Regions from separate parts of the Homo sapiens genome. Here region 2 is linked to region 1. Evidence: chromatin loops called from intact Hi-C (ENCODE). Cell type or tissue: transverse colon. All regions are shown on one strand. Links, peaks and the distances in the headings refer to the core of each region. The heading gives the core; the rest is flanking DNA.

What was found. A loop is a pair of places that touch in the nucleus more often than their neighbours do. Peaks named below come from ENCODE experiments on the same cell type or tissue, not always from the same donor. Only the 100,000 strongest peaks of a DNase experiment are listed, where the experiment ranks them.
Region 2: a loop joins it to region 1, with 6 times the contacts of the local background. A loop is called at or near these places in 49 of 110 quality-filtered maps.

Annotation. Positions count from the first base shown.
Region 1 is chr1:235,087,300-235,102,924 of GRCh38, forward strand. No RefSeq gene overlaps it. Among named protein-coding and RNA genes, the nearest start is that of LINC01348, 25 kb to the left of the region's middle. RefSeq lists enhancers at 6,033-6,616, 6,582-6,741. In transverse colon, for the core only: a CTCF peak has its summit at 6,693 (motif pointing right); DNase peaks (open chromatin) are centred at 5,862, 6,121 and 6,722.
Region 2 is chr1:234,709,086-234,724,710 of GRCh38, forward strand. It overlaps LOC124904556 (a long non-coding RNA gene), which reads left to right and starts at 272. Exons shown (of 2, transcript XR_007066953.1): 1 at 272-353; 2 at 3,620-8,494. It overlaps LINC01132 (long intergenic non-protein coding RNA 1132), which reads left to right and starts at 14,957. Exons shown (of 3, transcript NR_038856.1): 1 at 14,957-14,997. RefSeq lists enhancers at 332-832, 833-1,333, 14,174-14,736, 15,301-15,625 and a silencer at 3,877-4,171. In transverse colon, for the core only: CTCF peaks have their summits at 7,359 and 7,561; DNase peaks (open chromatin) are centred at 6,746, 7,376, 8,036 and 8,886; H3K4me3 peaks cover 973 bases; H3K27ac peaks cover 6,199 bases.

The sequences.
Region 1 (15,625 bases), core at 2,807-10,806:
TGCCTCAGTCTCCCGAGTAGCTGGGATCACAGGTGCCTACAACCACGCCCAGCTAATTTTTGTATTTTTGTAGAGACAGGGTTTCACCATGTGGCCAGGCTGGTCTCGAACTCCTGACCTCAGGTGATCCACCCGCCTCGGCCTCCCAAAGTGCTGGGATTACAGGTGTGAGCCATCAGGCCTGGCCTAGAATTTTTTTTTTTTAATTAGAATATGTCACATGCAGTAAAACTAAGTATTGTTTTGTACAAATGGATATCAACCCTGTAAATGTGTGTGCTGAGTGAAGATGTCAAACACCCCCTCGGCCAGGCGTGGTGGCTCACACCTAGAATCCCAACACTTTGGGAGGCTGAGGCAGGAGAATCGCTTGAGCCTAGGGATTTGAGACCAGCCTGGGCAACATAATGAGACCTCGTCTCTACAAAAAGAAATTTTTTAATTAGCCAGGCATGATATTGCGCACCTATAATCCCAGCTACTTGGGAGGCTGAGGTGGGAGGATCACTTGAGCCTGGGAGATTAAGGCTGCAGTGAGCGGTGATTGCCCCATTGCACTCCAGCCTAGGTGACTAAGAGAGACCCTATCTCAAAAAAAATTGAAATTAAAATTTGTAAACCACAAAAACTTACCTCTCACTGCGGGTCTCAGTCAACACAGCCTGCCAACGCTCTCACACAACCATTTGACCCGCCCCTTCTGTTCCTCAGTCTTCAACCCAACCTAACACACATGCAACCTCACCCCAGGACACCTGTGCATCATTGCACCTGCCCAGGATTTCATCAGCAGCCTGGACACTGGCAGAATGGTAGGAATGTTTAAGGCTGACCCAATCATGGCTTCCTCACCTCGGAGTACTGCCTCTGCCAGGGCCCTTCCTGCCACATTTGATTCCCAATACACATCCGTTTGGTTTTTGTTTTATTGGGTTTTGAGTTTGTTAGGGGGAGTGGGAGAGGGGTGCAGGTGGCTGGTAGACCAGTAGAGTTCAGGAAGCCGGCTGTTAAACCCCTGGTCACTTTTGGTCAAGCTAGTGCTGGGCTTGGAGCTGGAGGCTGGAGGCTGTTCAGCACTCACCATCCTTACAGACACAAGCGGTCAAGAGGGTCCTCACTCATTACCACCTTTAATCTCCAGTAGTCCACTGGCAATCTCTGTCAGCTCTGGCCATGTGTATGAAATAGCAGAGAATCTAGCTGAAAAATGATTTTTTTGTCTGCATGATACAAAATAATCATTTTACCTAATCTTTTTTCTTCACTCACATGACTGAACCACAAGATTGCTTTTGGCATCGTGTAGAGTAGACCTTGCAACTCAGAGCATGGAGCAAGGAGCTGCAACGCCAGCCTCGCCTGGGAGGCTGTGAAAAGGCAGAATCCTGGGTCCAGTCTAGACCTAAGGATTCAGAATCTTCATTTTAGCAAGACTCCACAGGAAATTTACGCACACGTTAAAGTTTGAGGCGCAGTGGCATAGTTCTTATGCTGGCTGAAGTGCTGTTTTCATTAAGATTCATATCCAATTAGCTTTGGCCACAGGTGCTATTTTTGCAGGTATGCAGCGCTCTTGCAGGCCACTGGGACCTGCTGGGGTCTGGAGTGCCGCCTTCCGCTTCCATCATAGACCCAAGATTCAGAAATGCTAGCTCAGCTGAGTGAGGTGGCTCATGCCTGTAATCCTAGCACTTTGGGAGGCCAAGACAGGAGGATTGCCTGAGGCCAGGAGTTCAAGACCAGCCTGGTCACCATAGTGAGATCCCATCTCTACAAACAAACAAAAAAAATCAGCTGGGTGTGGTGGCGCATGCCTGTAGTCCTAGCTACTCGGGAGGCTGAGGCACGAGGATCACTTGAGCCTGGGAGTCTGAGGCTGCAGTGGAGCTGTGATGGCACCACTGAACCCCATCCTGGGCAACACAGTGAGACCCTGTCTCTAAAAATAAATAATGAATGAATGAAATGCTGGCTCACTAACAGCTGCTGGGCTTCGGCCACGTTTCCATCCCTCCGCAGTGAAATTGTCAGCGTGAGATCTGTCCTTTCCTGGCAAGCGCTGTCTTTCACTCTGGTTTTATTCTCTTCCTCCTACTTTTCTGGCGTTTAAATCTGCTTTGTTGTAGGACATGAGAGTGCCTGTGATTGTAGACATCATTTTGTTTGGTTTTGTTTATGTCTTCACTAGGCAAAATAACACTTGATTACCTATGTCTACCCTGTTGTTTTCAGTTTTCTAGCCTACGAATCCAAAAGTCTGGGAACAACTAGTAAAAATGAAACCGGCAGGGTGTCTTGCTGAAACCTGTGCGGCTAAAGCAGAATTGGAGTGTGGTGTGCCACCGAAGATTTGGGGTACAGCAGTGTTTGCGCCATCATTCAGAGTGCTGGAAACTAAAAGGGGCCCACTCTGTGAGAAAGAGGCACAGAAAGACAGCGGCACAGCTGGAAGGCGGCACTCCAGACGCCAGCAGGTCCCAGTGGCCTGCAAGAGCGCTGCGTACCTGCAAAAATAGCACCTGTGGGCAAAGCTAACTGGATATGAATCTTAATGAAAACAGCACTTCAGCTAGCATAAGAACTATAGGAAGACAGGCCAGGCACAGTGGCTCAGCACTTTGGGAGGCTGAGGAGGGTGGATCACCTGAGGTCAGGAGTTCGAGACTAGCCTGGCCAACATGGTGAAACCCCGTCTCTACTAAAAATACAAAAATTAGCCAGGCATGGAGGCATGTGCCTGTAGTCCCAGCTACTCAGGAGCTGGAGTCAGGAGAATCGCTTGAACTCGGGAGGCAGAGGTTGCAGTGAGCCAAGATTGCACCACTGCACTCCAGCCTGGGCAACAAAGTGAGACTCCGTCTCAAAAAAAAAAGCTGTAGGAAGACAGACCTCATGGCTGGACACCCAAAACCCAAACACGTCAAGGTTTGTTTTCTCTGATATCGTCTCCTGAAAACTAAAGAACCTGTCACAAGCAAGCAGACCTATCTCCAAGCAGAAGAAATCATGCAATGTGGGAAAGAGGGGTGATTTTCCTCAGTAAATGGAGTGGCTGGAGTGAGTCTGTGGGAAGCACAGAACCACGGCCTGGTGCAGTGGGAATGGAGGAAGGCCAGGAAGGCAGCAGCCACTGGACCTGGTGCGGTCCACAGAGGAACAGGAGCAGCCTTCGTCCTCAACCCACATCCCCAGGCCCTGTGCAGCTGCTCAGCTCCCCTGCAAGGCTCGAAGCCCCATCTCCAGCGTCCTGGGATTCTCAGCATTCCAAGCCTGGCACATAACAATGGCAGTGTTTGTAGCATTTCAGAACAAGCTTGGAAACTTTCAAATGTCAGAATGAGTGATGTGGAAAGCTTGTGGGAGACACAGAGAGGCAAAAGCTGAGCTGGGAAAATGGCAAGGCAGGGAGGCGCCAGAGGGAGCACTGCTTAACACGTCCGTGGGGCTCCAAGGCTTTTAATAAAGGGATCCTCAGAAGCAGAAAAACATCTTGAGCTGTCAGAGAAGCAGTGATGTGGCAAAAATGTGAAGATTTACTGCGGTCCCGGCGGGGAGAGCTGGGGCACGTGTTACTGATTTTATCAAGGACCCACTGTCTGATTCGCCAGAGGATTTCGTGGAACAGGGAGCGCTGCTATCCGAGCAGGATCTGGGCATCGGAAGACACACGCAGCTCCTGTCTTGCTAAGAGGAGGAGGCCACCTGTAACCAGGAAGCTCCCACACTGAAGACCAGACGTCACTCGATTCCCACGGTCCACATGGCCCTTCCAGAGGAGACTGTGTTGCACAGTCGTCCACAATTTTGGAACGTCTAAGAGATGCCCACTCTGTGAGAAGCACTGGGCAGAGCTTAGGAATAAACATGGGAAGGCAGAAGTACAGCTCAAAGGCGGCATTCCAGATGCCACTTCATCCCGGGGGGAATGACAGTGATGTACCCCACAGCAGGAAACCAGGGCTCAGCACCCCCGACCTCCCTGACTGCAGTCTTCTCACCTGTGAATGATAGACTAGGGCTGGATAATGGTGACATCCCCCATAGATGGCAAGATTCTCAGAAAGAAGAATCCTGGGTCTCCCTCAACCCATGTTAGGCCTCAGTGACTGGCATGGAGTCAGATCTGTCGAAGGAATGGGTGGGTGAGGCGGTGCAAGCCCCTCCTTAGGGCCGAGACTCAGGCTTGTCCCCAGGGTGGAGAGGTCTCTAGAGAGAGATGTGGCCAGGCGCAGTGGCTCACACCTGTAATCTCAGCACTTTGGGAGGCCGAGGCAGTGGATCACCTGAGGTCAGGAGTTCAAGACGAGCCTGATCAACATGGTGAAGCCTGTCTCTACTAAAAATACAAAAATTAGCCGGGCACGGTGACACGTGCCTGTAAACCCAGCTACTCAGGAGGCTGAGGCAGGAGAATCGCTTAAATCCGGGAGGTGGAGGCTGCAGTGAGCTGAGATTGCGCCATTGCACTCCAGCCTGGTTGACGAGAGCAAGACTCCGTCTCAAAAAAAAAAAGAGATGCAATACAGGCATGGTAGCTCACGCCTGTAATCCCAGCACCTCGGAGGTCAAGGCGGGAGGATTGTTTGAGGCCAGGAGTTCAAGACCAGCCCGGACAACATAGCAAGATCCCATCTCTACAAAAAATCTAAAAATTAGCCGGGCATGGTGGTGCATGCCTGTAGTCCCAGCTACTCGAGAGGCTGAGGTGGGAGGATCACTTGAGACCAGGTGTTGGAGGCTGCAACAATCTATGATGGTGCCCCTGCACTCCAGCCTGGGTAACAGAGCAAGACCCTATCTCAAAAGAGAGAGAGAGAGAGAAGCCATAAGCTCGCAAGGAACCCCCCTGCCTTCTCCCATCCACCACAACTGCCTGCTTGGGCAGCAGGAATGGGTATATGAGGACAGGGACTTGGAACCAGGCCAACCTCAGTCAGCTCCATGCTCACTTCTGCTGGGGTTTTTTTGTTTTGTTTTGTTTTTTTGAGACGGAGTCTTGCTCTGTCCCCCAGGCTGGAGTGCAGTGGTGTGATCTTGCAACCTCCGCCTCCCGGGTTCAAGCGATTCTCCTGCCTCAGCCTCCCGAGCAGCTGGGACTACAGGCGCGCGCCACCACGCCCGGCTAACTTTTGTATTTTTAGTAGAGATGGGGTTTCACTATGTTGACCAGGCTGGTCTTAAACTCCTGACTTCAAGTGATCCACCTGCCTTGGCCTCCCAAAGTGCTGGGATTACAGGCCTGAGCCACCGCCCCCGCCTCACTTCTCCTGTTAATGACCTCAACCCTCTGAGCCAATTGCCACATCCGTGTGAAACAAGAACACCACCTAGAAAGGTTTAGAAGGGTTAGAGGTGACTGCCCGGGCGCGGTGGCTCACGCCTGTAATCCTAGCACTTTGGGAGGCCGCGGCGGGCAGATCACCTGAGGTCGGGAGTTCAAGACCAGTCTGACCAACATGGAGAAACCCCATCTCTACTAAAAATACAAAATTAGCCGGGCATGGTGGCACATGCCTGTAATCCCAGCTACTCAGGAGGCTGAGGCAGGAGAATCACTTGAACCCGCGAGGCGGAGGTTGCAGTGAGCCGAGATTGTGCCACAGCACTCCAGCCTGGGCAACAAGAGTGAAACTCTGTCTCAAAAAAAAAAAAAAAAAAAAAAAAAAAAAGGTTAGAGGGTTAGAGGTGACTTAAGTAACAGCACTCAGCATCTAGCACACAGTAGGCCCGGAGTGATCATTACTACTGGCTTACAGTGGCTTCGCCAGCACAGTCAGCCTCATGGGAAGGAGCACCCAAGTCTCAGGGCCACTCCCTGAGCACGTGTGAACTCAGCGGGATCCTTGCTGACTGGAGTCCCATGGGGAAGCATGACGGGGAGCCGGGAAGCGCTGGTCGTCCGAACGGGGCGGGAGCCTGGACAACAGGGGTACGAGGACCCAAAGCCTTCCCCTTGTTTCCTCCTCATCAATTCTCAGCAGAGTGAGGGGTGAGGAGTTAGGCCCTAGGGAGCAGGAAACAAGCAGGGATCCGGCCACACACCCACCTTCACCTTGATCCCCGGCGGGACGTCCCCACCCCTTCCCAGCAAGGCAGCCCTCAGGAGCTGCAGCCCAAGTGTCTCGCCTGGAGCTTCCAAGTGCAGAGCCTGATTTTTGAAGAACCACTGCCACACTCTGGCAAATGCAAGGAAGTCATTCTCGGTGCTGTGGCCTGGGGACCATCACGAACTGTCCTAGAGCGCAATCCGAATGCAAGCAGGGGAGAGGAGGCCCCAGCAGGCTGGATGCTGCTACGGGGAGTGACGGTCACCCCTGTGTGTCCAGAGCCCACTCCACGCCTGGAACGCAGTAAACACTGCATCGACAGTGGCCCTCCCCGCAGTCCCCCTTGCTCACCCCCTTAGCTCCTGAGCTCTTTATCATGCTTTCCGCGTGGCCCTGCTCTCACCTGACTGTAATCTGCATTTATTCCCTGTCTCCAGCTGATCTGTGAGTTCCACAAAGGGGAGAAGCCACCTGCTGGGCGGTCTTGCATCTGTGGCAATGCCTTGTGCATAAACAAACCTTCGCTAAATGTTTGTTGAGCGAACAGAAGAGCGAATGATGCACACGAATATGGAGGTCTACTAATATGTGCTTAAGGAATTAAACCGGTGATGATAGAGATGAAAGAGGCGGGTAGGTCATCGCAGTGCCTGCGGTAGGCACTAGATGGCGCCCAAGCACACCAAGAAGGCGCTGAGAGGCGGGCCGAGCAGCATGAGTTTTTGGTATAGGGGTTTCCTGGAAGATTGAAGCAGTTTATCTATGAGGGCCCCTTGACTGAAAGTCTAAGATCTGGTACAAATAAGCCAGGATCAGCGGGACATGCTGTATTACAGTTCTCCAGGGAAACAAAACCAACAGGATGTGTGTAGAGAGAGGAAGAGTTTCACGTTGAGGAATGGGCTCGTGATTGTGGAGGCTGGCAGGTCCTAAACCCAAGGCGTGGGCCAGCACAGTCCAGACCCAGGAGAGCGGAAGGTGCAGAGAAGTCCCAGGGCGTTCTGCCGGATAACTTCCCTCGCTTGGGAAGGCCAGTCTTTTTGTTCTACTTAGATCTTCAACTGATTGGATGAGACCCACCGACATTAGAGAGGGCCTCTGCTTTACTCAGAGTTTACCAATATGTTTTGGGATTTTTTTAAATATAAAATGAGATCCTGCTATGTTGCTCAGGCTAGAGTGCAGTGGCACAATCATAGTTCAATGCAGCCTCAAACTCTTGGCCCCAAGCAATCCTCCCACTTCAGCCTCCCAAGTAGCTAGGATTACAGGTGTGCACCACCATGCCTGGCTGTAATGTTGATCTCATACAAAAACACCCTCCCAGTTGACACATAAAGTTAACTATCACACACACAGCTTGAGCTGTTGTTCCAGAGAAGCCGTGATCTTTTTTATTGTTTGTTTGTTTTTTGGAGATGGAGTCTCACTCTGTCGTCCAGGCGGCGCTCAGCTCACTGCATCCTCTGCCTCCTGGATTCAAGCAATTCTCCTGCCTCAGCCTCCCGAGTAGCTGGGACTACAGGCACACGCCACCGTGCCCAGCTAATTTTTTATATTTTAGTAGAGACGGGGTTTCACCCTGTTGTCTAGGCTGGTCTCGAACTCCTGAGCTCAGGCAACCTGCCCGCCTCGGCCTCCCAAAGTGCTGGGATTACAGGCGTGAGCCACCGTGCCCGGCAGCCGTGATCCTGCATGGAGACCAACATCCTCCATCTCTCCCTCTTGCCTTCTCCCAAGAGCCCCATAATAAGTGCGAAGTGCTGGAGCAGAGACCTGTTTCCTCCCAGAGAAATCCAAAGGTTCATGGATCAGAATGTTTTGGTTTTTTGTTTTTGTTTTTGTTTGAGACGGAGTCTCACTCTGTCGCCCAGGCTGGAGTGCAGTGGCGCGATCTCGGCTCACTGCAAGCTCCTCCTCCCAGGTTCAAGCCATTCTCCTGCCTCAGCCTCCCCAGTAGCTGGGACTACAGGGGCCCGCCACCACGCCCGGCTAATGTTTTCTTTGTTGTTGTTGTTTTTGTTTGTTTTTTTTTTTGTATTTTTAGTACAGATGGGGTTTCACCGTGTTAGCCAGGGTGGTCTTGATCTCCTGACCTCGTGATCCGCCCGCCTCGGCCTCCCAAAGTGCTGGGATTACAGGCGTGAGCCACCGCGCCCAGCCAGATCAGAATGTTTTTTCCACGTGTGGCCAGGCACGGTGGCTCACGCCTGTAATCTCAGCACTTTGGGAGGCGGAGGCGGGCAGATGACCTGAGGTCAGGAGTTCGAGACCACCCTGACCAACGTGGTGAAACTCGTCTCTACTAAAAATACAAAAATTAGCTGGGTGTGGTAGTGGGCACCTGTAATCCTAGCTACTCGGGAGGCTGAGGCAGGAGAATCGCTTGAACCAGGGAGGCGGAAGCTGCAGTGAGCCGAGATCGCACCTCTGCACTCCTCCAGCCTGGGAGACAGAGTGAGACTCCATCTCAAAAAACAAACAAAAAAGAATGTTTTCCCACACACGACCCCACAAGGCAATGCAGAGAATACTACCCAGGACATGGTTCTAGGTTCAACTTCTGAGGACACTCTCCCAACCTGTTTTATAGATGCTCTTTGTAGAATTTTTGTCAGTGTTTAAAAATTAGCTTAGCCCTAAAGGTCTATGAATTGATGGTAAGTAATTTAATTGGAGATGAGTATGTGAGGAGACAAAGGAAGAAACGTTACCCTCTCCACTGAGCACAGCTAATACCGCAGATAGGAAAGAGCTTTCAGCATATTCACTGATTGGAGTCGTGTTTACATTCCTGTTGTCAACTGGAAATATTTGCTTGTTTAAAGGAAGCTTCCTGAGTGTCATCTAATTGTTAAATCTCTGTTCTGAGGGAAAGTTCTAGGTGTAGACCCACACCGCACAGTTCGTAAGTGACCATGTGCTAAGGCAAGGCACAAACTCGCCTTAGCTGCTAAATTATTTTCTTTCACCATAAAACTGCAAACAGTACTGCAAACAAATCTGCAAACAGTACTGCAAACAAATCTGCAAACAGTACTACTATCAGCAAAATCATCCATTATTTTTCCATGTTAGTATTTTTTAAGCCACTATTCTCAGAAACAAAACAAAACCTTTATTTGTGTTTAGACATCATCAGTTAGCATCATAAAAACCTTTGATTAAAGCAAAATTAGGCCATTGGTAATAGACTCACAAAAACCATTGGGGAAAAAACTGCTTCATCCTTTGAGCTACTCTCTACTTTGCAATCCAGTTTTTTAAATAAGGTTTCTAAATACACAACATGAGTAGTGACCTGCTGGTGTTTCTAGCTTGGAAGAAAGCCATGGAAGCCTGTCCCTTGGTCCACTTAGGAGAGAAGAGAGAGACAAGGCAGCCGAAAGAAAGTTCTCCAAAGTGGAGGTGCCCTTCTACAATGCTAGACAGCCCGAGCATACTCTTCACTCTTTTTGTTTGTTTTTGTTTTCGTTTTTGTTTGAGACACAGTCTCGCTCTTGACACCCAGGCTGGAGTGCAGTGATGCGATCTGGGCTCACTGCAACCTCCACTTCCCAAGTTCAAGCTATTCTCCTGCCTCAGCCTCTTGAGCAGCTGGGACTACAGGCGCCCGCCACCATGCCCAGCTAATTTATGTATTTTTAGTAGAGATGGGGGTTTCACCATGTTGGCCAGGCTGGTCTCGAACTCCTGACTTCAGGTGATCCACCCGCCTCAGCCTCTCGAAGTGCTGGGATTACAGTACAGGCATGAGCCACCGCGCCTGGTTTGTTTTTTTTCTTTCAGATTTTATGGCTTTATTTAAACACAAATAATATGTACACATGGCTGCCCATTCATTTTCTTGGCGGGGCAGCCCAGCATTGGGATTGCTGACTCTGACGGCAGCTGGGCTGCTCTTCCCGAAACAGCGTTGCGGTTCTTGGTTCTTGGAGGAGGCACGGCGAGCGGTCCCTGCACAGTCAGATTCACTGCCCATCAGCAGCACTTCCAGTTTCTTGATGTAGTGGACCAGGAACTGGTCTAACTGGTGCCAGATGAAGTTTTTGATCCTCTTTTGGATGCTCTTGGGCTCCATGAGGGGTCTGAGGGAGCCATCATTCAGAGTAGGAGATAAATGTCACCTCCGTAGACAGAACCAAGGAAAGGGTTTTTTTTGTTTTCTGGGGGTTTGTTGTTGTTTTTTGAGGCGGGATCCCATTTTGTTGCCCAGGTTATGCAATCATAGCTCACTGTAACCTCAAACTGGCGGGCTCAAGCCATCCTCCTGCTCGTCTCTCCAGTAGCTGGGACTACAGGCACATGCCATCATGCCCGGCTAATCATTTTTAAAAAATTTTTTGGCCGGGCGCGGTGGCTCACGCCTGTAGAATCCCAACACTTTGGGAGGCCGAGGCGGGTGGATCACCTGAGGTCAGGAGTTCAAGGCCAGCCTGGCCAACATGGCGAAACCGCGTCTCTACTAAAAATACAAAAAGTTAGCCAGGCGTGGTGGCAGGCACCTGTAATCCCAGCTACTTGGGCAGGAGGCTGAGGCAGGAGAACTGCTGGAACCCAGGAAGCGGAGGTTGCAATGAGCCGAGATCGTGCCATTCCACTCCAGCCCGAGCAACAAGAGCAAGACTTCGTCTCAAAAAAAAAAAATTTTTTTTTGTAGAGCTGGGGGTCTCACTGTGTTGTCCAGGCTGGTCTTGAACTCCTGGTCCCAAGGGACCCTCCCACCTTAACTTCCCAAAGTACTGGGATCACAAGCGTGAGTCATCACACCTGGTCTATTTTTGTTGTTGTTGTTCAATAGACTTTTTATTTCTACCTCTGCCAATAGTTTTTGGGAGTTTTATTTGCTGTTTGTTTGTTTTTTAGAGGCAGAGTCTCAATATGTCCTGGGTAAATTCTTATGAGATCAGACCCTATTCCCCAATGAAAGACTGAAATAATTAAGGCTGCGCAATGGTCCTCACTTGGGAGAGGGACAGCCCACTTCAGCGAGACACAGCGCCCCGCAGACTGTGCACCTATGGGATCAGAGCTCTCTGGTGACACTCAACAGAGATGGACCCAAACTCTAGGGAGGGAGGAAGGAGGAGGAAAGGAAGGAAGGGAGGGAGGTAAAGAGGAAGGGAAGGAAAAAGAGAGGGAGAGGGGGAGGAAACGGGGAGAAAAGAGAAGGAATGACCTCTGAGACAGAGGAGTTGGCTTGGGTGGGTTGCAGGCACAGTGATTTTCCTCCCACCACTGGCTCCACGTGGAGTGGGGGCTGAATGGATGACTCTCCAAAATTAAATTGGGGTGCTATTCCCAAAGTCAGGGAGAAGGACTTCGGACAGGCAAGAAACATGTGCCCAGGGAAGCGCCCACCTGCAGGAGTGGGCAGGAAAGCTTGGTGGCGTGAACAATATTAGTGTCATTCTCCTTTCATTTTCCATCAGTTTGTGTTTTTGTTTTGTTTTTGTTTTCTTTTAAGACAGAGTCTTGCTCTGTCACCCAGGCTGGAGTGCAGTGGCGCAGTCCTAGCTCACTGCAGCCTGGAACTCCTGAGCCCGATTGATCCTCTGGTCTCAGCCTCCCAAATAGCTGGGACTACAGGTTCATGCCACCAAACCTGGCTAATTATTTTAATTGTTTAGAGAGATGAGGTCTCTCTATGTTGCCCAGGCTGATCTCAAACCCCTGGCCTCAAGCGATCCTCTCACCTTGGCCTCCTAAAATGCCGAGGTTACTGGCCAATATATACCCAGTTCTTAACATGATTTTAAACTTTGGTCTTGGGTCCAACTAAATCAGATGAGTGGCCAGGCCCGGTGGCTCCCACCTGTGCTCCCAACACTGTGGGAGGCCGAGGCAGGTGGATCACCTGAAGTCAGGAACCCGAGACCAGCCTGGCCAACATGTCGAAACCCCGTCTCTACTAAAAGTACAAAAATTAGGCAGGTGTGGTGGCGCATGCCTATAATCCCAGCTGCTCGGAAGGCTGAAGTGGAAGGATGGCTTGAACCCAGGAGGTGGAGGTTGCAGTGAGCCAAGATCACAACACTGTACTACAGCCTGGGAAACAGAGAGAGACTCCATCTTAAAAAAAAAAAAAAAAAAAAAATCAGATGACCTCCTGTTTATTTAGAATGTAGATTTCTGGACTCACTCCCACAAGACTGTCTCAGTAATGCTGAGACCGAGCCCTAGAATCTGCATTTTTTTGGAGTCTTGCTCTGTCGCCCAGGCTGGAGTGCAGTGGTGTGATCTTGGCTCACTGCAGCCTCCCACTTCTGGGTTCAAGCAATTCTCCTGCCTCCGCCTCCCAAGTAGCTGGGATTACACAGGCATATACTATCATGCCCAGCTAATTTTTGTATTTTTAGTAGAGACAGAGTTTCACCATCTTGGCCAGGCTGGTCTCAAACTCCTGACTTCAGGTGATCTGCCCACCTCAGCCTCCCAAAATGCTGGGGTTACAGGCGTGAGCCACAGCGCCCAGCCCAGAATCTGCATTTTAACCAGCCTCCCCCAGGTTGCTGCCCACTGGTACACGTTCCTGTAGCAAAAAGGAGAGATACTCAATAGACTATAAAACTCCACATTAAAATACGAAAATCCGGACTACAAGAGTAACACCAAAGAGAGACTGGACAGATTCTACAGGAAGGTTTACAAATAATTTCCTTCCCACAGTCAAATTATTCTCCTCTCTGGCTTTTCCAGAAAAATGCTGGCAATTAAAAAGGTGTAAATAGGACAAAATCTAGGAAAGAAAATGTCCCAAACAGGAGTAAGGCCAAAAGGTCCCCTCTCCCTCCCACTTTTGGGGATTGACAATCCCCTGTAGCTACTTTGTAAACTTAAAAGTCTCGGAGTGGGTGAGAAGGGATCACCGGCTCAACATGTTCTTTTCCCCAAGCGGCCATAGCATCTGTCAGCAGGTCTCCCCGCCAGGCAAATAAGCGGCTTGCGGGCCGGCCCTGCACACCTGCAGCTGCTGGTTGCTCTGGCAACCGAGACCCAAGCCCAGGCCTGCAGCGGCCTTGCGCAGATGTGCTTCCTCTGGTTGTCAACGCAGGAAAAAGAATTGAGTGTGAAACACTCAGGATCTGTGAGAAACTATGTGATCTGGAAAGAAAAATCTCTGCAAACCTTTTTGATGCAAAAGACACTGTGAAATGGGCGTTAGTGAGAATTTCACGTTCCCACAGTGTGATGGGTGTTTTGCAGAGTCATGTGGCAATGTTGGGGTCAACAGCTGATCCAGTTCATTCCTTTCTCAGTTAAAGAGTCCAGGGAGGGCGGCTGACTTTGAAAGGGAAACAGGACTGAACCCTAGGTCTCTTGAGCCTTGTTTCTGGCAGATCCTCCACTAGCAATGAATTTTTTTTTTCTTTTTTTCTTTTTTTCTTTTTTTTTGAGAGGGAGTTTTGCTCTTGTTGCCCAGGCTGGAGTGCAATGGTGCGATCTTGGCTACTGCAACCTCCGCCTCCCCGATTCAAGCGATTCTCCTGCCTCAGCCTCCCGAGTAGCTGGGATTACAGGCATGTGCCACCACACCCGGCTAATTTTTGTATTTTTATTAGAAACGGGGTTTCGCCACATTGGTCAGGCTGGTCTCGAATTCCTGACCTCAGGTGATCCGCCTGCCTCAGCTTCCCAAAGTGCTGAGATTACAAGCGTGAGCCACCACGCCCGGTCCTGGCAATGAATTTTGAACCTCCTTTAAGTTTAACCACCTCCCTCCAGGAGTATCTAATAGCGTGTTCTCACAGAGCTAGTCCAAACCCTGGAAGTTCTGATGGCTCCCCATCCAACTGTGAAGAGAGGTCAACAGGCCACATATTGGCTCTAGACAGAGACATGGGATAAGGACTCATCTCAGTGACATGAGAAAAAAAGGGAATGAAGATTGTCTATGAAAGGAAAAAAATGAAAACTAAGAAATATTGAGAAGGAGGGCCTGGTGCAGTGGCTCATGCCTGTAATCCCGGCATTTTAGGAGGCTGAGGTGGGTGGATCACTTGAGGTCAGGAGTTCCAGACTAGCCTGACCAACAGGGTGAAACCCCGTCTCTACTAAAAAAAAAAAACCCACAAAATTAGCTGGGCATGGTGGCGCATGCCTGAAATCCCAGCTAGTTGGGAGGCTGAGGCAGGAGAATCACTTGAACCCAGGTGGCGGAGGTTGCAGTGAGCTGAAATCATAACAAGAGGGAAACTGCAACTCAAAAAAAGGAAGGGAAGGGGAGGGGAGAGGAGGGGAGGGGAAGGGAGGGGAGAGGAGGGGAGGGGAGGGGAGGGGGAGGCGGAGGTAGGGAAGGGGAGAGGGAGGGAGGGAGGGAGGGAAGGGAGGAAAGGGAGGAAAGGAAAGAAAATAAAGAAAGGAAAGATTGAGAAGGAAAGAATAAAGCAGAAGTAGAAAACAGCCCTGAGCCTTGGAGTCATAGGAAATTTTTTATCAGAGGTGTTGATTCTTCCTGTTTAATCCTGGTGGGTTAGCATTTTGTGAACAAGTCTTTCCCTTTTGCCTTGGCTACCAGGAAGCTCAGCGCTAAACTCTGGGTTAATTACAGCAGTTTTCCTTAGCCTCAGTTTTCTTCTCCCTGCATTACTGCAAATCCTTTCTGGAAGTAGGTAGGAAGACAGCATTTGTGATTTTCTTGCTACCTATCTATTCCCCCTGTTTTGACAGCTGGACACCAAATTCCCTCCAGGAAACTATCCTTCTCCTACTCTTAGCCCGTGTGCTTGGGACAGAGGGTTCCAACTCCATCTCAGGAGTGACGCATGTGAGATGGGTGTGAGTCAAGCAGTTCTGCCAGCTGCCTTGCCACAGTGCTTCAATTTTAGGCAGATCTATGAGCCAACTGGAGCCAAAGAGACGCAAAGAACAGTTTGTCAGGAATCACAGGATAGAAATTGTTGCCACTAGACTTGAAATTGGAAGGACATGAGTCTGAAGCTACCACAGCTGTATTGGGACCAGGAGGGAAGCATCTGCCCAAAACTACAGCCCAATCAAGAGGTGAGACCTGAAGGATGAAGAGAGAGAAAGAAACCAGATCCAGCTGTACCTGAAGCCCACCCTGCTGTCAAACAACAAAGTCCCCTTCTGCTTCAGTTTGCCTGGGTCTATAAGCATGGACAAAACACCTTACTTTGCTTTCTCTTACTCTATGAAGGGTACGTGGTTATGGCCAAATATGTAAAAAATACAGGAAAGTATAAGTAAGAAAAATCCGGCCGGGCTCAGTGGTTCATGCCTGTAATCCCAGCACTTTGGGAGGCCAAGGCAGGCAGATCACAAGGTCAGGAATTCGAGACCAGCCTGGGCAATATGGTGAAACCCCGTCTCTCCTAAAAATACAAAAATTGGCTGGGCGCTGTGGCTCATGCCTGTAATCCCAGCACTTTGGTAGGCTGAGATGGGCGGATCACCTGAGGTCAGGAGTTTGAGACCAGCCTGGCCAATATGGTGAAACCTCGTCTCTACTAAATACAAAAATTAGCCAGGCGTGGTGGCAGGCACCTGTAGTCCCAGCTACTGGGGAGGCTGAGGCAGGAGAATCACTTGAACCTGGGAGGCAGAGGTTGCAGTGA
Region 2 (15,625 bases), core at 3,742-11,741, 380 kb before region 1:
GAAAGACCTGAGGCAGTTCCAGGAAGTGCCAGGAGGCCGATGGTGCTAGAAGGAAGAGGAGCATGGTGAGAGTGAGGTCAGAGATGAGCCAGTAGGGCAGGCATGTGGCCACCAAAGAATGTGAACTCATTCTAAACTCGTTGGGACGTGAACTGGTGACGTGCCTGGAGCTAAGATGGCTCTGGCCCTGTGTGGAGAATGGGTTGAAGGAACACAGACGCAGCAGCAGAACCGGTGAGTTTTGCCTCAGGGAAATTCACATTCAAGGGGACAATCATCTCAGTCTGAAGGGTACCCGGGAGTTTGACAGGTGAAGAGACCTCTTTCAGGCAGAGGGAACAAAATAAGCCACAGTAAGTATGCTTGGACCTGCATAGAAGTAGAAGGAAGATGAGGGGTGACTGAAAGGAAGAGCAGTCAAAGATGAGGCGGGGAAGCAAGCCGACTGGGTGTCAGGAGCAGGCTCAGGGACTTGGGCTTGGCCGGTGAGCAGTCAAGGTGCACAGAGCTGTTCCTGGGTAGCGCCTCTCATGGTGCCGCTGACTCCACCGGGGTGACCGCTGTGCCCGGGGCTGCTGGTCAGGATGCAAAAGCACTTTAGAGTGAAGGTCACCTCAGGCAACAGGCAAAACAGACGGGGCTGAAGTGAGCGCCTTTCGCCACTTGAGCCCTGAAGTGTCCCAGTGCCCTGCACAGTTGCTAGGAGACACCCATGCAAGCAGGGGCTCAGGAGGGGGTACAGGAGGCACCAGGCTCAGGCCTCCCTCAGGCTCCAGTACTTCCTTCTCTGCAAAGCCTCTTTGCCAGCCTCAGGCCTCCCTCAGGCTCCAGTACTTCCTTCTCTGCAAAGCCTCTTTGCCAGCCTCAGGCCTCCAGGGCCTTCTCTGAGCAACTGTTGCTCAGAGAGAATTCAGTTTTGCTCTTATTACCAGCCACCCGGCATGCGGATCTTGCTAGTCACCACTGTCCTCAGATACTGGGCTCAGGCTGGGCCTACACTGGGACGTGGAGCCTGCCCTGCCCAGCCCCACCCCAGCCATCTGTTGGCCTCAGATGATTTGTGTGATGGTGACAGTCAGCCCCAGGGAGTCTTGTCCAGGGCCAGGGGAAATGCAGGGCACCACAGGTTCTGCTCCAGGACAGGCCTGTGCTGAGGGTCTGGGCAGAGGTAGAAGCAACTGCTTTCTAGAAGGCATAAGCGCTCAGCTCAGTATGACCCATAAAGCTGGGATGAGGAACAGCCTCTCATATCTAAGCCAGACACAGCACTGCTCCAGGCCAGTGCCTCAAGGAAGGATGGCCATTGGGCCCCTCCAAGAGGCAGTTTTGAGGAGCCCTGGGTGGGGATCCCCACTCTTCACATACAATAGCATTCATTTGGAGGGCACCAGATACAGGAACAGTGGTGGAGATTTCATGAACAAGCGGCGTCAACAAGGGGCTGCAGGAGAGAGGTGTGTGAACACATATGAACCACCTGCTGGAAGCTCCCAGAATCATATGGGCGGGGCAGTGGGGGAGGGGAGGACTCAGTGGGATGCCATAGGTCCTGGGTCAGTCAACAGGAGCAAGGGTGCTACAGCTATTACCATCACTGTGAGACCTTGGACGAGCTAAGTAAAATGTGCTCCTCTAGAGTTCAGGGACCCCTCACCTTGTACCGACGGCAATGTCACCTCTAAGATGTCCCAGAATAGCTCCAATTCCAATATCACATGCATGAGTGTTCCTATATGTATGTTCATTTGTTAGACACCATTTTTCATTCATTGGATTAAAAATTGTTTACTATACCTCCTTCTATTTTATTTATTAATTTCGCTCACTTATATAGCACAATGTCTTGCACAGAAAAGACATTGAATACATATCTGCTAAGTGATTGACTAATGGAATCATAGAAATACCTTTCAGATGAATGATGGAAGGTTTGTTTTTTAAAAGCAACTTGGCACATTGCATTTGGTTCATAGTCACCTAGCAGCCTCAGCTCAGCTGTAGAGTGAGTGAGAGAGCTGTGTTTGACAAAGGGTGAGATGCCGTCGCATAGCTTGAAATCCAGTCCACACAGAGCCAGTCTTTGGAGTGCGTCCCCGAAGCCAGGCCATAGCACAGCCAATACACTGGGCACACACAAAGCACAGGCCCAGCTTCATAGATTTTTCTCTTTCAATTTCCAAGGCTGATTTAAAGACTGACTCTAGTGAATCAGGGTCATGGTGAAAGACTAGGGAAAGAATGAAGTCGAGATAATCCATTTTTAGCAGTCAATGTCAAAGTTTTATCCCTTTGGCTGGGTCTGGTTTAATCAATAGTTAAGAATTTGGTTAACTGCTAATGAGTAATTTATATGTTTTTGTAAGAAATGTATGAGAGAAATAGAAATGGAAAGAGTGGCTCTGGAAGGTTAAAGACAATAAACTTCCTGATAAGGCTGAAGAATCTTTCCTTGGACTCCAGTTCAGTTAATGGCATCTCCCTCCACTCAGTTATTAAATTGGAATCTGTGAGTCATCCTGGACCATCCTCCTCCTCCTTCTTCCCCCAATCTCGTTGTTCATCAAATTCTACTGATTTTCCCACGTATTTACCTAATCTCTCTCCTCCTCTCTGTAATACTGAGGAAATGGCAGTACCTACTTCATAAGGTGGTGGTGAGAGTGAAATGCTAAGGCAATAAAGTGTCAAGCACAGTGAACAGCACCACCAATAAATGTTACTGAATATTCCTTTTTTTTTTTTTTTGAGATGAAGTCTCACTCTGTCTCCCAGGCTGGAGTGCAGTGGTGCAATCATAGCTCACTGCAGCCTCAAACTCCTGGGCTACAGGGCTTCTCCCATCTCAGCCTCCCAAGTAGCTAGGACTATAGACATGAACTACCACACCTGGCTAATTTTTTATTTCTTTAGAGGTGGTATCGCACTATGTTGCCCAGGCTGGTCACAAACTCTCGGCCTTAAGCGGTCCTCCTGCCTAGGCCTGATCCCAAAGTGCTGGGATTATAGATGTGAGCCACCACACCTGGCCTAAGAAAGACTCTAATCTACTATCAGGAGCTCAAAACAGTCATGATTTATGTTAGAAAGATAAGAAAAGGTAAACATTTCTTAACCTTTGATGTTGTAAACAGATACAGTACCTATACCTTGCTGTTGTGATCAAAATTAAAATCCACTAGACTGGGCGTGGTGGCTCATGCCTGTAATCCCAGCACTTTGGGAGGCTGAGGCAGGTGGATCACGAGGTCAAGAGATCGAGACCAGCCAGGCCAACATGGTGAAACCCCGTCTCTACTAAAAATACAAAAATCAGCTGGGTGTGGTGGCACGTGCCTGTACTCCCAGCTACTTGGGAGGCTGAGGCAGGAGAATTGCTTGAACCCGGAGGGACGGAGGTTACAGTGAGCCAAGATCACACCAGTGCACTCCAGCCTGGGCAGCTGAGTGAGACTCCGTCTCAAAAAACAAAAAAAAAAATCCACTAAAAAATCATTAAATTTTGAGTCATTTGTTAGTCTATATGCATTTTCTGATTCAATGGTTCTTAAAGTACCATGACAACTACTACTACTACTACAAGACGGTCTGAAATAATTTTGTTTTTTCTTATTAAATATAGGTCCTCATCCTTGAACCAGGTGAGAACTTCTAGCTTACTGGGTAAAGTCCAATTAACGTGGTGCAGAATTCCATCCATGGCAGGGCTCCTGCTGTCTCCAGCCTCATCTCCAGGCACACCCTGCACCCTTGAGAAGACAATGCTTCCGTGTCCACCAGTTCATTCCTTCCAGACACATCCCAGTGGTGTCTAGCTCAGGTCTCAGCTCCTGGAAAGGGACAAGGACGCCCCAGAGTCTGCTTTTTTGACACTTACCTTCTGGTCCCCCTGAAAAATCATGCTGCATCACGCCTGCACATTGTCCTTTCTGCGGAAATGTCCTGTCTCCCCATCTCTATCTGCCAAAGACCCACGCATAATGCAAACAATTCAGGTTTCACCCTTTGCAGTGAACTTTGTACAGCTCTCCCAGGTAAGTGGGCTCCCTGTACTGGTTCCTTGCCCATGCCTCTCTCGTGTCACTCCCCAGCTGGTAGGGCAATAGTCCTTGATCTGTCAGAACTCCTGGTTGAAGTGTAGGTATCACCTACACACAGTAAGGCTCCTTAGTGTTATGAAAACCCACTCATATGCTGGCACAGAACTCTCTCTTCCCCCAGCAATTGATCCAGCAATTCTCAATCCAGGCTGCACACTAAAGTCATCTGGGGAGCTTTTTAAAAAGCACCACTGCCAGGTTTCCTCCCCAGATAATCCAGTTTAATGGGTCTTGGGTGGGGCCCAAGCATAGGTATTATTTACAGGTTCCCTAAGTGAGGCTACTGGACAGCAGGAGTTGAGAAAAACTCATACAGAGGTACAAAAATAAAGGCTGGATGATGCGGCCCTTCAGGAAGCTCCTGCACATCTCACCGGCATATCGAGGGCATGAACTAGGTCATGGGGACGAGGCAGAATCTCACAGGCACCTCCCTGATGAAAGTGGCGCGAAGCACTGCCTTGCAGCGTCGCTCTGGGGCCTGTCGTTTGCCTGGGTCTAGCTTAGCAAGGGCAATGGCAAGAAGGGGTTTGGGAGTTAACAGACTGTTTCATTCCAAGGGTCAAGAGTTGGTGGTTGGTAGCAGTGAGTGGGTCTATATTAGCCTCCTTGCTGGAAGGAGGGCCGGTAACGTTGTCCCCATATTTGCCATCTGAGCGGACACTTCTGGAATATTCCAAGATGTGCCAATCCTTGGCCCTTGGAATTAATAGTCTCCTGACTCCCAAACCCCTTCTTGCCATTGCCCTTGCTAAGCTAGACCCAGGCAAAAGACAAACCCCAGAGCAACAGTGCGAGGCGGTGCTCCACGCTCCATCTCAGAGCAGAGCAACCTTAGGACCCCATTTCAGAATCCCCTCAATGAAGTGTATGGTGGAAGGGCCTGATTCGTGTCATGAGAGGTAACAACACCACTACCAACATCCTGCTTCTCGTCCCCCAGCCCCTGCAAGGGTGCAGTGTGGCTACAGGGGGTGTCTCTGCAGTGATTCCTCCCTTTACAGGGAATGAGTCAGGTCCTCTGAAGAAAAGGTGTAAAAAGAAAAAAGAGTGTGTTGTCAATACTTCAAAGCCTCAGCCAGCATCATCTGATCTAGGAAAGGTGTGATGGGGTAGGATAATCGATCGCTGCTTAATTTCCACTGGTTTCTGCAGGGTGCAGACCAGGAAATTAGACATTGGGCCTTCCCAGCAGGTCAAGAAACCCATGTCAGATACAGCAAAATCAGCCTCTGTGGCCAGGGGACAGAGGCGTGTGGCGTCTACAAGAAACAAAGAACACAAAGGTTTCCAAGACCATACTCTGAAATCTCTGCTCCTTAGAACAGACTCTAAGCTACTACAGAAAAACCACAAGGAAGTTTTCCATCTGCTTTTTTCCCCTAGTATCTTCTCCCTATCTCAAAAACAAAAAAACAAAACAAAACAAAACTTTAAAAATCCATGAAGCATTAGCTATTTTTAGAAATTTTAACTTTTCTATTATCTAACAATACATATTTCCTGAGCATTTTAAGTCCATTTTAATTTTGTGTACTATTTAATGGTAAATCGTGGTATATATCCTCAACATAATACTTCATATCCTTGCAGTCCGATTATTCAGTCAGCCTTCACTTCTTCAGATTAAACAATATAACTTCAATTTGCATATGTTCTCCAGGTTATTGCAAAATAAACCTGTTTCAGTGCATTTGAAGTATAGAACAGTGATCATTTTAAATCACACTCAATTGCCCAGCTTTTCATTTGAATAAAATTCAGGTACCGTTTAGTTCACAAAGATAATTTTACTTCAAGATTTACAGTCGTGCCTCTCATCTAAAGCAATCTTCCTCACCCTCTCCCCGGCACTATTTCTCACCAGCCCTCAAACCCACAAGGCCTCATTCAAAAATGATGAATCAAGAAGAAAATATAATGTAAATAGCTGCTGTATTAGAAAAATGCACTGGGAATCTTTGAAAGCCAGGGAGAATATATTAATATTCTATATTTCTTTTATCATACCAAAAAAAAAAAAAAAGGCAGGCTATGCCTTAGAGCAAGGCTGCAACAGTGTGTCCCATGTAGGAAAGATATTTGCAAGGCCGTCTGGCCTAAATGCTCACCATTAACCAAAGCAGGAGCTCTGGGAAGCTCCTGGGAAGTCCAGCCATGTGGGGCCACCAAAACATAATGGAAAATGCCCACCACACACTACACGCTTCTTCATTACATTGGCTCAATACTGAGAATGACCGCACAGGACAGCCCTCTTGCATGACACTAAGGTTTTGTAGGTGAACTGCCACCTGTTAGATTTCCACTTCCTTTGTTCTCCTACAGTGAGGTCTTTGTCCTGAGTTGAGGGGAGGACAGATTTTGGTGGGAAGATGATCTGAGTTTAAAGGGGCTCTGAGAGATCCACATGCAGCTGTCTAGTAGGTTAATGGGAATACCCATCCAACACTCTGGAAAGAGGTCCTTGCTGGAGATGGAAATCTAGGGTCCTTCACATTGGCATGGTTGTTGGAACCACGGCTGGGTCAGAGTTGTTGAGGAGCACAGACCTCTGAAGGGGGAAGAACAAGGAACCTTGGGAGCACCGATAATTGCTGGATACACGAGCTCTGCGACAGGAAGGCAAGCATAAGGCTGTCATGCCATAAAAACTAAGGCAAGAGAGAGTTTCCATGCGAGGGAGGGGTCACACGAACTGAATACAGTCCAAAGGACTGTAGGCAGTGGATGATACTATTTAGGAGGTCTAAATATAGCTCTAGTAATCTCAGCAAGAATAAGTTACAATGAAACAATTACGGGTAAGGGAGAAGCTAGCTAGATTTCACTGGACTAAAAAGGAGTAAGAAAGGAGTGGCTGGGCACCATGGCTCACGTCTGTAATCCCAGCACTTTGGAAGGCTGAGGCAGGCGGGTCACGAGGTCAACAGATCGAGACCATCCGGGTGAACATAGTGAAACCCTGTTTCTACTAAAAATAGAAAAACTAGCTGGGCGTGGTAGCGCATGCCTGTAATCCCAGCTACTCGGGAGGCTGAGGCAGGAGAATCACTTGAACCCGGGAGGCAGAGGTTGCAGTGAGCCGAGATCATGCCATTATTGCACTCCAGCCTGGCGACAGCTAGAGACTCTGTCTCAAGAAAAGAAAAAAAAAGAAAGAAAGAAAGGAGTAAATGGTGCCAGCAAGATAGCTACATAGAATGGAAAGAGCAGGGAGGGCCGTGTGGACACTTAGCTCCTCTGTCTGCAGGTTGTACAACTTCAATCGTCCGGCAGGCCCGTGAGCACCTTCGGTGTGACAGTCTGTTCAGCACTGGGGCTATAAAGATAAACAAGACAAAGTCCATGTGCTCAAAGAGCTCTCCGTCTGTGATCCCAGAGAGACATCTGGACAGAGACGTCAAAATACAAAACAATAAATTCTGGACAGAGCAGTGTTTAGCATGAATCGTGATCTGGAGGACAAAGACACAGTCCTTGCTGTCACGGAGCTCACCATTGAGGGATGCCCACAGGCAGCTGAAATACAGCGGAAGTGATAAATCTTTAACAGAGGGTGTTTTACTCGGGGCACCCAGAAAAAAATGAAATTTTAACTGCAGATTCAGGAAGTTATCCATGAAAAGGCGGCAGTTGATTCCAAACTCCAACAATGCGCTGTCAAGGCTCATGGGCTGGCTGAGACCGTCACTTCAGGCAGAGGATGTAGCGTTCTGAGGGGAAGAAAAAGTTTTAAAAAGAAACTTCCAGAGACACTGTCTTGATGCAAGGAGTAAACATAAAGTACAAATCTGGAACACAGCGTCAGACTTATTAGGAAAGTTACTCGGATCAGGGCCTCTGAAATCACCCAGACCCGAGCTCCGTAACTGCTCTGGTATAGAGCTGGGCTCTGTGCTATGGAGACAGTACTGACATTTCATCTTCCCGAGGCACGTCCCCTGGCTCCGTGATGTGGCCGTACAACAAGCCTGCCCTTTGTTACGGTGTGTGCACACATGTAAGTGCTCTCGACAAATCTGTGTTCCTGCCTCTCCTCCAGTGCTTCTCAGGCAACGACGTTACCCTTGGCCTCAAGGAAAAAAAACAGACACCGTTGGTTGGAGATTACTGAGTAAACCTACAACGTCCTCATGCTTAAGGCCCCGTCTGTGATTCCACCATGAAGGTCACATATCCTCTCTCCTAAAAAGACCTCATGTCTCCATTTAAGTATTTGTTTGGGAAAATGCTGTATTGTATTGAAATTATTGTATAAAGATAGGGCCTTGGTACAAAATCTAGGAATGTGAGGTTTAAACACAGTTGGATAAATTTTTAAAAATCACATTGCAAATTTTAATTAAGGCGAGGGAGCTTAATTTAAACAAATAAATGATTAGTGTTGACTACCAGAGTATAAACAAGACTGTAGTTTTAAAATGTAATCAGCGTTCTCCCCATTTTCAGACATTATCCTGGTCTGAATTCCTCACCCTGTCCTCTCTTTGCAACACGAGGCACAGTGAGCTGTGGTCTGGACTGTTTTTGCAGCCCCTCTTTGGCGACAACAGGGTAGAACCCACAGCCATCAAATCAGCCTCTAGGTTGGCCCAAAACATCACAGTGGCCTGGACATGATGGAGTATTTCCAGGCACATAGAAACTTGGCCTTTATTCTTCCGGGTTGTAAATCTGGCACCTCTCAGGATCAGTAAATAAGCTTTTTTAAAAGCCCAAACAAACCATAAGGAAATCCTGCATTCTGAAACAAAAGGTATGAAAGCTAAGTCAAGACCCACACTGCCATTGTGTCACTTGCCAGGATGTGAGCTGCTGCCTTGGGAGAAAGATAACATGAAAGAGGCTATAATTGCAGGGCTGAGACTCCAGGTCCCATGAAAACAGGATAAAAAATAGCAAGCAAGAAGTGTTCCCTGAGCTTTCAGCTGGGCTAGGGTGGGGAAAAAAATCAAAAGAGCAACACTCTCCTGAAGTTGTTCAAGAAATGGAGACACAGGGGGAGGAGAATGAGAAAGAACACCAAGGCCAAGTTAACGTGTTTAGGAAAAATATGGGGGCAGGAGAGAAAAAAAAAAAAGGCGGAATGATTTAATGCCAGCCAAAGTAACTAAGGGGAAGAAGGTGTGTTTTTATAAACATGTTTGCTTTTGTGTGTGTGTGTGTGTGTGTGTGTGTGTGTGTGTGTGCCGGGGGAAAAGTGTGGAAAAAGAGAAACTAGGTCCATTAATGAAGGAGTAGGGTGTTGCAAGGGAAATGACTAAATTAGCTGAGCTTTTAAACTGCTTTTAAAAAATTAGCTTAAATGAGAAAAATAAAGATAAGAGGTAAGAATGATTGGGAGGATGCAGTCAATAAACTATTGATAAGGAAGGGTTAAAGGAGTATTTAGAGAAATTGAAGATATGCAAATGAGAGGTCAAAATAACAGTAGCCCAGTGTAGTTAGTGGAACTAGCTGAAGAATTTGGAACACCACGGCGGGACTTCATAACCACTCAGTCTACAGGGAGTACTAAGAACACATTCTAACATTGTACAGCACCTTATACTAACATTGTGCATGATAAATGCATTCATTGTTCTCACATTCTTACATTCATCTGAGTCTGGTCTTTACCTCCACTATCAGCAGCAATGTGATAGGACTGACCAAAGCGAAAGATGTTTAAAACTCTTTTTGGTATGAAACAGAAGCAAAATCACTTCTCTCGGTAATAAAGAAGGACATTGAGGCATTGAGTAGTCAAAGGAATTGCTGAAGATGAAACACCAAGTCAGTGACTAAGTTCTGACCCATTTTTAAGAATTCAGACATATTCCCCCAAAAAGAAAGAATGTATTTAACGCAGGTTTTCAGATAGGGAGTCCCACTAGCGCTAGGAACCATTTCAGAGGTAGACCTTGCCTGCATTCCTAACGTGACTATTGCTGTAGTTAATTTTCCCCATTTGCCTACTCCAAGTTACACTTAGCCAATGGCACAGCTTAAAATCGGAACACCAAACCACTCTTTCAACCCTTACCCCGAGCAAATGTCAGAAGGCCTCCAGCTATTCTTTGTGAATTGCAAAATGAACCAGTGTCTGCCCCTTTACCCTTCCAGAGCCGTGGAGTCTAGGTCTATGCCCAAGAGAGATGCATGAAATGTTTTACTGGTTTCTGCAAATAAGCCAGACCAAGGGAGAAACAGACCTTCAGCAAGTAGTAACCAAATGCAAGTTTTGAGAATGTGGAGGGAGAGGAGGTAAGGTTAATGAACACCCCTATACATCTTTTCAGTGTCTCTTGCTGAATTACCCAGCCCTGAGCTAACACCTTGCTGAATCACCCAGTCCTGATGCAGGTTTATGCTGTGTCCTGAATTGGTCTCTGGTGTCCCTTTCAGCTTCTGCCCCTGCAAACTGGGCAGTGCATCCAAGGTCTCCTGCTAACATCTGTCACTCATCGGAGCCACCTGATCTGAAGCGTTGTCAGGGTCAGTATTTTTGTTCTGCCTGCTGTTTTGCTAATGGATCAATGGCAGTCAGTAAAGAACAAACCGTGCCAGAAAAGAATGTCCTCTTCTTCTCAGCTGACTCAGCTCGGGACAGGAAGACAGGGGGCATCTGGCATTTGGGGAAGCCCTTGATTGTCCCTTAGGAAATAACTGAAAATGGATTTGTGTTGGCCTGGTTCTAAGAAGGTCACCCAGGTTGAATTTGAAAAGCAGAGGCACTGTGTCCACAAAAGAAAGTGATAAGCAGCAAGCCATTTCTCAAAGCTAATGCCCGAGTGTGTACCACCGGGATCCATTTTATATCTCTCTACAGATTGGTGTGTTTTTCATGACAACCATCCCCATAGCAACCAGGTGTCCAGGCACTAAATTGATCTCAAGGATATGAAATCTCAGCCTGGTGAGGGAAGCCCACTCTGACTGCAGTTTCCTTGGAGTCGTTTCACATCGAGGGCTGGTGTGCAGGTCATGGGGAATGGGGCTTCTTCCTGAGGGCTCAGCTGGACACAAGGGACAGCCCTGGTGAGAGGGGAGCCTTTCCTTTTTCATGTTTACTAATAATCCAGAAGAAAGGGTAAGAAACTGGTAAATCAAATTCAAATGAAACTAAATGGGAAGATGTTGCAAACGCCAGTTGGATGGAGGAAATTATGTGGACAGCCACGGAAGAAATGACCACGTAAGACCTGCCCTGGAAAGGCCACAGTTGGAACCTCTGGGAGCCAATATTCCAAAGCAAGAAGCTAGAAGAGATTTACCAAGCAGAATTATTTGAGGAGATTGGGGCGAGGGAGAGATGATAATTAAGCTGAAAAAAAGGGACATTACAGGGTGCGCAGAGCTGAGGGCCGTGCAGGGAAGGGGCAGAGCAGTTCTAGCTGGACGAAAGCTTAGGTCTTGGTCAGGGAAATGAGGTGCTCCCATGGATTGTCCAGGTGAGCCCAGAGAGCGCACCCAGGGAAGAATGTTGAGGGCATGGGGGGTCATAGGAAGGAGTGAGGGAGAGCCCACACAACAGTATCCTCTTAAGGCAGCTCATGCTCGCCCAGAGGCAGCTACCTGCCATCAGGCTGTCCCTAAGGTCAGCCTTGCTAATGCTGAGCCCCTGCCTTCCACAGTTACCCTGTCCTGGGGCTTTGGTGATGGTCCTCCTCACCTCAACAGTGATGGACAAGGGCTCCTTTTGCTTTGAAGTGATGCCCACGTGCTTACTGCACAAGGAGGGCAGGGAAGAGCCAGGAAGGGAGGAACCGCCACGCCAGCGGGGACAACGTGACGACACGGAACAAAGGGACATGCCGTTGGAATCCTAGGAAGAAGTTTCTTAAGTGACATCTAAATAGGCTGCAAATGGCCTTTTCGAGGGAACTCCCATCCCTGTGATAATCTAAACCAGAATCGGATGAGATGGGGTGGACCGCATCTCGGGAGGAGCACATGGGTGTGAGGGAGGAGGGACGTGGCAACCTCATGCTCCCTTCTCTCTGTAATCACTCTGTCAACCCACGATTCTGGGAGGGGAGTATGAAATGTGTGGTTTGTCTATTGCATGAAGATATTTGGATCCCCCAAATCTAGGTGTGTCTGGAAGAAAGCTGCCCTCTCCCAGAGGAAAGCTGGGGGTTAAATCCATAACTGTCAGTGTGTCTGGCAACAAAATAAAAGGAAACCACATTCTCCATGAATGAAGGGAGAAGCAGGAAGGAGGTAGTTTTTTCTTTTTTAAAAACATGAATAAGATCCTCCAATATGTTTGAGATTATTGAGCAAATTCTTTGAAAAGGGCCCTGGGTCACTAACCAACAGATTGTGGATGTAGAAACCACATTCTTCCAACTTCCCTTCCCATCCTGACCCCAGAGATAGCAGGTTGGGTATGCTGGGGGTCTTTGTTTAGTTAACCATTAACAATTCATAAAAGTGCAGATCCCTGCACGATAAGTCCAGTCCTTGGAATGTTATTAGAAAATCCTATTTCTAGTCTGTTATGAAACAGAGGTTTTGATGTGCTGCCAGGTTTATGGGGAACTCTGGAAACAACACTTGCTTCTCTGAGAAGCTGAGGCTGGGTGGGTGTTACATAAAGCTTTCCTAGCAACTTAGCTTTATCACAGAATGGGAGGCTGCAGTGGAAAATATCAGACGAGTTAATGCAAAACCTGAGCCAACCCACTATCCCCATTTGCTCTAAGGCCAGCCAGCAAATCTGTGGGAGTGATTTTAACCCACGGGGGAGCGGCAGGCCTAGGGCTCCGGTTGACTGCAGATTCAGCCCAAGAATGCTCGGGCAGCTCAGAGCTGAAAGGCACCTTCAGACAGACCTCACGGAAGGCAAAACAGCTCTTCTTGACTCTGAACCAATTGCTGATTGAAATTCACACAAACACACCTTCCTTTTCCTTCTTTGGGTCATTCCCAGTTTCTCCGGGCACTGCAGGAACAAAGGGGAGTAAGGTCACTTCGTCGAATCCCTGCCAAGGGAAATGCGTCTAATGCATGACGGTGTCTCTGAAGTCAATGGATAAGAATCTCATTTCTAAACTCTTGGATCCAAAAGTATGCCTCTTAGGATGGAATCCTTCTGTGGTGTTGGTTGACAGCTTTTTGGGTTTTCTGAAAAGCATGTGTCCAGTCCATTGTTTTTAATCTCCCAGGGCTGGCGTGGGGGTGGAAGGAGCTGGAGGAAGAAACCATGCAAAAATCCATTTGGAAGCTGCAAATCAAAGCTAATAGCCTCTCCTGATCTGCTCACACACGGTGCCCAACCGGTGTTGTAGAGAGGAAGAGGAAAAGATTCCCCAGACATGAGGACAAGTGTAAGGCGAAGGGCTGGAAAGGGGAGGGGAGCTCGTGTCAAGAGGGAGCTGGAACTCAAGTGGGGAGAGGAAAGGCAGTGGGAGAGAAGAGAGCTCCTTCGTGGGCGGCCTCTGCGACATCTGCCCCAGGGGCCTAACGCCTCCCTCTGTGATGTCTCTGCACCCAGGCTCTGTTGCTGCTTCCTCAACCATTATTCTCATTTGGGAAGGGAAAGAGTGGTTTTATAAAACCGGTGTCCACGTGAAGGCAGCCATCCAGTTGGTGGAGAAATTTTCCCCACATAAATTAGATTACTCCAAGTCTAGATGGTTCCTAGCCCCTAGTCCTTCTCGCTGAAGACGGTACAAGGAGGGTGGCAAGGCAGAGGTCTGGAGGGAGAAGAGTAAAAAGCTCCTTGTTTGCGTTAAAACAAACAAACCCCAAGATATGCCAGTTGTTTCAGAAGGTGAATTCCTACTTCAGGTAGTCCTTAAGAGTCACCAGAAATCCAGGAGCGAAACTGCACTGAGATTCCATTAACTGTGAAAAAAAATAACAAAATAAACGGGCCACACAAAAAGAAGAAAACCGGCCTGCCCAACGAGGGCTGCGGAGTGCAGCCAGAGTCCCTTGTACCAGTAGATCATATTGTGTCCATTTAATAATAATAAGAAGGGGCACCCTCCGCGGAGGCTTCACCCAAGGAGTCCTGTCCCACCCGCAGGCTCGGGCGCCCGCCTGCAGACCTCGGACGCCGGCCAGCGTCTTGTCGTGCAAGGCCGTCCACAGCCAGCATGGCCTTAATGAGCCCATTTCAATTGAAATGAGATCAATACTACTCATTTTTCTCTTGCTGGCTCCCGAGTGATTCATGAATCTGAAAACTAGTTCATGAATCAGAGCAGGGTGGGGTGGAGGGGCTGGGGCGGAGGCAGGCAGGGGAACATTTGTGCAGTCGGCAAACCTCGATTCCTTTAATGAACCTAGCCATGAGTTGCATAACGCTGGCCTGCCTGCTAGTTTAAAACAGTCTTTTCGGAAGCAGCTTTCAGCTTGACTTATTCACCTATTTTCCTCCTGGAAAGGGGAAGAATGACACTGGGTACTGATTGTGTGTCTGTCTGTCTCAGGGAATACTTTTTTGCTCTTCGTGTGTGGAACCGTAGGGGCTTCCCTGGACAAGAACGTGTGTCCATGTGTGTGTGCATACATGTATAATGGTCTTTGTGTGCACATCCTCTGTGTGTGTGTGTGTGTGTGTGTGTGTGTGTGTGTGTGTATGAGTGAGCAATGTGTGACCGGCCTCGGGCCCTTTAAACCTGAACAGGAGCCAAGTTCATTTCTCAGCGGAGCTTCATAAGGAAGCACGAGCTGGGGCAGTTGGAAACCACATCCCTGTGAGTGCTGATTACAGCCTACTAAGGAAAATGAGATTTTTATCTCACAGGAATTCAGTTATAAAAATAAAATACAGCGTCTGGCTTGATTCAGCTAAATGTACAAGCACTAGGGTGTTTTTAATTTAACAGAGAAGCTGGACAAGAAGAATGACCTAAAACATTGCATTTAAAGAAAGTCAGAGGCGAGGGGGAGGCTACAGGAAGTGAGTGGGAGTAGAGATGTGTGTGTGAGAGAGAGAGAGAGAGAGAAATGGAGGGAGAGGGAGGGAGGAAGGGAGGAGGGAGGTGGAGAGAGAGAGAAAAAAACCACCCTGCTGGCAAATGAATGCAGCAGGGATGATGTCATTGGAACAGTTGGAGGAGAGAGGAGAAAAACAACTCGGAGCTGTGCTAATCCTGTTTGCTGCCCTGAAGGGAATGGAAGGCGGCCAAGGCAGGGAGTTCTGGGAAACCATATAAGGGTGCCAAACAAGCATTGCCGCCAACATTAGGAACTGACAGCTTTGTTCTTTGTAACTTGGCTGCCCGCCAGAGGCCTCATTTCAGCTCTGCGGCATGATTACCCTGGACGGCCGCCAGCCCCGCGCTGAGAGCTCCTTTTCTTCTCTCCGAGCTTTTTTTTTTTTTCCTCTTTCCCTCTGCCAAACATGCAGCAGTTACCATGGCAGTGGAAAGTAAAGTTTTAAAAAAACACAACAAAGTAGAGAGGCACGCCTTTATCCAGATGTGCCACATGAGCAGATAGAAAAGGCAGTTCACCTATTCATCGGGGCCTTTGACTGCAGAAGAAAACACTGGGGCACTGGCTGTCAAGTTCGGGAGGGAGGTGAC